Linked DNA regions of Homo sapiens: region 2 is linked to region 1. Evidence: read pairs that join two places in POLR2A ChIA-PET (ENCODE). Cell type or tissue: B cell. All regions are shown on one strand. Links, peaks and the distances in the headings refer to the core of each region. The heading gives the core; the rest is flanking DNA. Region 1 has its middle 5.7 kb from the start of LINC02678. Region 2 overlaps TASOR2 (transcription activation suppressor family member 2).

Region 1 (2,908 bases), core at 195-2,694:
TGAGTCAGTGGCGGCAGTGAGGTTCCAGGAGCCTGGCTTTTCAATGCCAGAAGACATATTGCTGAGGGTCACCTGAAGCTGGAATTGGACCAACCCAGGAAGGATAAATGAGACACTTGCAGAACCAGAAGGACCTTAGTGATCCCCAGTCCCCTCCTTTGAGTTTATACAGAGAGAGACAGGGAGACCCAGGGAAGGGACAGGATTTACCCACAAAACTAAGCACTAGAAAAGGTTGGAATTTGACTTGAACTCTTGAACCTATTATGTCCTCATCTCCAGTCCTGGGCCTGTTATTGCGAATACATTATGTAAATGGAGAAACTTAATGTTTTAAGGAAATTATGGCTCAAATAACATACACTATTAACTATTTTAAGGCCTAAAAAACAAAAGAAAAACAGGTTGGGCAACCTCATCACTTCTTTGTTCTTGGTTTTCACGTCTCAACAGGGTTCTTCCTAGTTGGGGTGGTCTGGAGTCAGAAAGGCCCCCAGGGTCTCCCCAGATTTTAGAATTCTAAGGCCTAACCCACAAGTCTGTGGTTTGGAGTGAATTTGTATGGGTTGGGGGTCTCCTTCAAGTCACTTAATGCTTTCAGAAAATGTGAAAAAAATTAGTGGGGCATGGTGGGGTACACCTGTGGTCCCAGCTACTCTGGAGGTTGAGGCGGGAGGATTGCTTGAATCCAGGAGGTTGAGGCTGCGGTGAGCTATGATAGCGCCACTGCACTGCAGCCTGGGCAACAGAGCGAGACCCTGTCAAAACAAACAAACACACACAAACCAACCAAACAAAAAAAGCAAGAAAATGTGACCACATGTGAGAGAGGAGAAGGAGGAATGAGGATGTTAACATGCTGGTGAGGTCTTTCGGAGGCCTTTTGGTCATCAGGGTTTACACTGGGGAAATTACGTGCATAGAATGGGAAGTAAGAGAACGAAGAGGGTCTTTCGAAGGTCAGCCCCACGAGGTCCACGCTCGCTCCTTGATCATGATTTTGGTTTTGTTTTGAAAGCCAGTCTTCCCATTTCACTGCCTTATGTAACTGCATGGGCTTGTTTTGAAGCTGGATTTAATTTTAGGTGAAGTTATACATATTTAGACTTATTAGGCCTCATGAGGAGTGAAACTCAGTCTGGCTGGTGCTTGCCCTGGGAATTAATGTGGTGTTTTCATCCGAGTTCTGGAAATCAACTGCTGCAGGAATATGTCTTGGATCCCATACTGGTGTGATCCCACCCACCCGGGACGCTGTGCAGAGCTGGCCCCGAGCCTGCACCTGTCTTTCGTTTTCCTACACTCGATGTGTCCTCAAGAGTGTATTTGGACTCAAGTCTGACTCCAGAGGCGGTCCTTCCAGAGCTACTGTTTCTCCTTTTTCAAAGAAAAGGTGGCTCTTTCAGGAAAGCCCCTTCCCCCCACCAACTACTTCTCAAACCTACTCCTTTTGCTGGGCCCAAACTAACTTTTTCTTTCCTTCCTTCCTTCCTTCCTTCCTTCCTTCCTTCCTTCCTTCCTTCCTTCCTTCCTTCCTTCCTTCTCTTTCTTTCTTGCTTTCTTGCTTTCCTTCTTTCTTTCTTTCTGTCTTGTCAATGCAGGGAGCTATGATCACACTGCTGCCCTCCACCTCTGTTGCCCCAGCTGGAGTGCAGTGGTGCAATCTCAGCTCTCTGTAGCTTTGACCTCCCTGGCTCAAGCGATCCTCCCACATCAGCCTCCCAAGTAACTGGGACTACAGGCATGCACCACCACATCTGGCTGATCCCTTGTGCCTCAGTTTTCACCTCACCTTTCAGGCCTTTCTAGGAAAAAATCCTGCAATGAAGCTTGTGGAGATCCTTGAAGATGAGACCAGTGGAGCCTGGTCTAACCCCAAGGCGAGTGGGGAGGCCCGGGCAGGGAGTGCGTGGGGGCTGCACTTGCTGTTTTCCACGCAGCACCAAGGATGGCTTCCCTCCCAGGATCCTGCCCTGGCTAATGACATTGAACCTGCATCATGCATCTGCACCGCCTCCCGGAGTCCGAGGACCGTGCTGCACAGCCTCCTTCTGGGACTGAAGTTGGAGGAGTGAGAAGGGAGGGTTCCCTCCTCCTTCTGAAGTCTGAGGACAGGCTCCTTCTGACTGAGGAAAGGAAACATCATTATTGCTTATGAGAGGATGGGAAGGGAACCACCCCCCACAGAAGGCAAACCAGTCTTGGCGTCTCCAGGAAGCTCGGCATCTGGAGAGTGGTTGGCTACGCTGGTGTCTCCTCTCTCTCTCACTTTTCCTCGACTGTACTTACAGAAAAGTGTGCATGCCGTGAGTGTTCAGCCAGTTGAAGTTTTATAAGCGGAGCCCACTCTGAAGCCATGCCCCGCCGGCATCCCAGACCCTATCCGCGCCCCTGCCCCGGGCGGCCGCCATCCGGTTCCCAGAAGCAAGGCTGGCTCTGCCTGTCCTTGGACTTCATACACTGGCAGCAAACAGCGTGTGCCCTTTTGTTTCTGGCTCTTTTGCTCAGTGGTGTTTGTCCCACCTCTTTGGAGGGATCTAAAACCCAAGCAGGGTTACCAGTGTGTGGGTCCCACAGGCAGCTTCCCAGTAGGATGTCAGGAAAAGAAAGGTGATGAGCTCAGAGGCAACTTAAGCCCAAAGCCAGAGAGACCAATGTTGTCTCCAGAGCTGGTCCCCACAATGTGGTGCAGAGCTCTGACCACTTGTCCCCAGCATGCAGGCTGCGCAAGGCTGGGGGAAGTCCTCCTGTCCTGGTGGCCCCAGAAGCCAATGGAAGAGGCGTGACTTCTCAGGGCCCCCAGCACTCTGTCACATTCACACACGCTTTCCTGGTGCTAGGAACTGAGTGTTTGTGTCTCCCCCAGATTCCCACGTTGAAATCCTCACCCGCGTGAAGATGGTGTTAG
Region 2 (2,908 bases), core at 219-2,718, 88 kb before region 1:
CAACCACTAGATTAGTTTCATGAATACAGGGCTTTGTCCTTTTCATTGTTGTATGCCAGTGCTCAGAACAGTGCCTGTTATACAGTAGGGTTTCAATAAATATTTACTTAACAAATTAATCAATTAGTTTTCCAGATCACTTTATTTCTAATTAAAGCCCCTCAGTACCCTCTCACTGCCCTCAGAACACAAAACACACCCTCCTGGCCATGGACAAGTAAAATTTGGTCCCTGCCAATTTCCTATACCTCATCTTGCTCTACTTTTCCCTGACTTACTACTGAGTGGCAGCTACATGGATTTTTCTTTTTATAGCTTTTTCCTCTTTTAAGGCCTTTGTGCATGCTGTTATTTCTGACCAGAATTCTTTTTTTTTTCTCCCCATTCCTCCCATGGTTGAGCTCTTTCTGTTCCTTTAGTGACATCTATTTAAGTCATCCACTCAGATAAACCTCGGATTACCCTGCTGCAAGTGTTTTCTTTAAAGCATTAGAACATGGAATTATTATAAATTTACTTTTTGGTGGGTTGGGAGAGGTCTATTTTCCCCAGCAGAATGTAAGGTTTATAGAGGCAGGCATTGTCTGTTCACCAAAGTCCCCAGGGTCCAACAGAGCTCCTAGCACCACAGTAGATAATCAAATATTCTATGAAGTTATCTTTGGATGGGACAAGTACAGGTAGTTTTTGCTTTACTTTTTACAGCTTTATATATTATCTGAAATTTTAAATAAACATAATCTGGGTGAAATAAAGCTATTTCCACTTTGGAAAAAAGATCTCCTGTAGTCCTAAGTAGCAGCCAGTTATAGTTGTGGTTTTGTGGGGGTTCCCCCCTCCTCCAGGGATGAGGTTGCCCAGGTTGGTCTTGAACTCCTGAAGTTACAGGTTTTTTTTAAATGAAGAAAATGTAGAGAAAACAAATAGCATTTCCCGTAAGTCAAAACAGAGACCCAGAAAACAAAGTGACCCTATTAAAAGCCAAAAAATACAATTTGAGAAATACACAATTTTCACAGAAACTTAAACATTCATTAAAAAATTTCTTGCCACATACGAGTTTAAACCAAGATAATCACGGCACGCACAAAGGGAGTAAAAACTAAGGTAATAACCTGCAAATACTTGAAGCGCAAAGTCAATGTGCAATCCCTGTTCTACATTTCAAAAGATGACCTTAGCTATTGTAGGTTTACATAGGCACACACACAACTAGCACCGTCTCTCTGGCGGTTCTGCAAGGGCTCCACCACTACCACACACAATCCACTCACAATCAGGAGTGAAGTTAAGCCTTCGGGTACCATACAAAAGTGTCTTTCATCACCAGGGCTCTGCTGCGGGGCCTCACTGACCCTGCCAAAGCTTCTCTCCCCACACCCTCACCAGAAGGTAAAACGTTACTAGACAGAATAGGCCCATTTTCTCGGGTCTCCTTCGCACTCAGCGCTGTATTAACAGTCACCTCCGTGGGTGAGCCCGCCCCAGGCACAGCGGGGGTCAGAGCTTCCCACAACAGCATGTGGGAGACCTAGGCCCCTCCCCGACTCACCTCATGGTGTGTTGGGGAGGGTGGCTGTGTCTCTGCTCCGCCGGCAGCCCCTCCGGCCCCCTCCCGCCAGCCAAGGCCAGTGCGCCAGAGCGGGGAACTCCGCGCAGGGCGTGCTGAGCGTGTAGGGCGCGGGGCCGGCGGCGCCTTTTGAAAGTCAACAAGGGCGACGCCGGCTCCGCGAGCGGAGCCCAGGGGCATGGCCCTGACTCGGCGCCCACGGACCCCACAGAACGAGGGGATCCCTGCAAACCCCACTGAGCCCGTACAGCCAACAGGGCTGGGAGATCCCCGCACACTCCGTAGACCCAACGGAGCTTGTAGCGGGTAGGGACTCCACACACCAGGGAACCCTACAGAACCCGCAGGACCCCAGGACCCTGCAGACCTGGGCGGGCTCAGTCGTCAGAACGGAGCACAGGACAGCAAGCCAACTGCCCCCGAGTTCTTGGACGTCACACAGTAACCCCACTAGGAGGATGGTTTTAGTATTATTTTACAAAGCTCACTCCAAGCTCCAATTTCCTTAAGTGTCCTACCCGCAAGCCCCTAGTAAGGATATCTATCAATCTCAGGTCTAATCTAAAATACACGTTCTTTTCACTACAGTGATCTCAAGTTATTATAACTCTTCGTCCCACATCATTTATGCAGCCTCACCGGCTACAGTTTGATGCAGCTTTTTAAATTTACTATGTAGATAATAAAAAATGTATTTATACATGTCACAAAATTAAAAAGTCATAATGAATATGGCTTTTTTTTTTTTTTTGAGACAGAGTGCAGTGGCACAATCTGGGCTCACTGCAACCTCTGCCTCCTGGTTTCAAGCGATTCCCCTGCCTCAGCCTTCTGAGTAGCTGGAATTACAGGTATGGGCCGCCACGCCTAGCTAATTTTTGTATTTTTAGTAAAGGCGTTTCACCGTGTTAACCTGGCTGGTCTCAAACTCCTGACCTCAACTGATCAGCCCGCCTCTGTCTCTCTAAATGCTCAGATTACAGGCGTGAGCCAACATGCCAGGCCTGAATATGGTTTTTTAATACTTCACATAGCTTCAGGAAAATTGATACCAATGCCTGGGGTAGGGATGAGGTCCCTTCCCAATAAGCCATGCAGCCCTAACAAAATTTACGAAAAATTTAATCAAACGGAGGTGCAGGGGGAAGATGAAGTGTTTGGCCTGATCTAAGGACATCTTTACTCATTATGTTTTAACTAAGCAATCTAAGATACCCACATGCATTGCCCAGAAGAAAGCCTAATTAGTAGATCTTATTCATCATTACCATTAGTGTGTTGTATAGCATATAGGATAATTTGAACTTATAAAGCAAGTTAAATTCATAAACAATTATG

What was found. ChIA-PET counts read pairs that join two places held together with the same protein. Peaks named below come from ENCODE experiments on the same cell type or tissue, not always from the same donor. Only the 100,000 strongest peaks of a DNase experiment are listed, where the experiment ranks them.
Region 2: POLR2A ChIA-PET joins it to region 1 with 11 read pairs; 4 of 35 experiments call an interaction of 5 or more read pairs at or near these places.

Annotation. Positions count from the first base shown.
Region 1 is chr10:5,603,499-5,606,406 of GRCh38, reverse strand. No RefSeq gene overlaps it. Among named protein-coding and RNA genes, the nearest start is that of LINC02678, 5.7 kb to the left of the region's middle. In B cell, for the core only: no CTCF peak of the experiment used is centred there; no DNase peak of the experiment used is centred there.
Region 2 is chr10:5,691,563-5,694,470 of GRCh38, reverse strand. All of the region lies in intron 1 of TASOR2 (transcription activation suppressor family member 2), which reads right to left. Among named protein-coding and RNA genes, the nearest start is that of TASOR2, 8.2 kb to the right of the region's middle. RefSeq lists a silencer at 1,578-1,807. In B cell, for the core only: no CTCF peak of the experiment used is centred there; a DNase peak (open chromatin) is centred at 1,600; H3K4me3 peaks cover 1,289 bases; H3K27ac peaks cover 1,139 bases.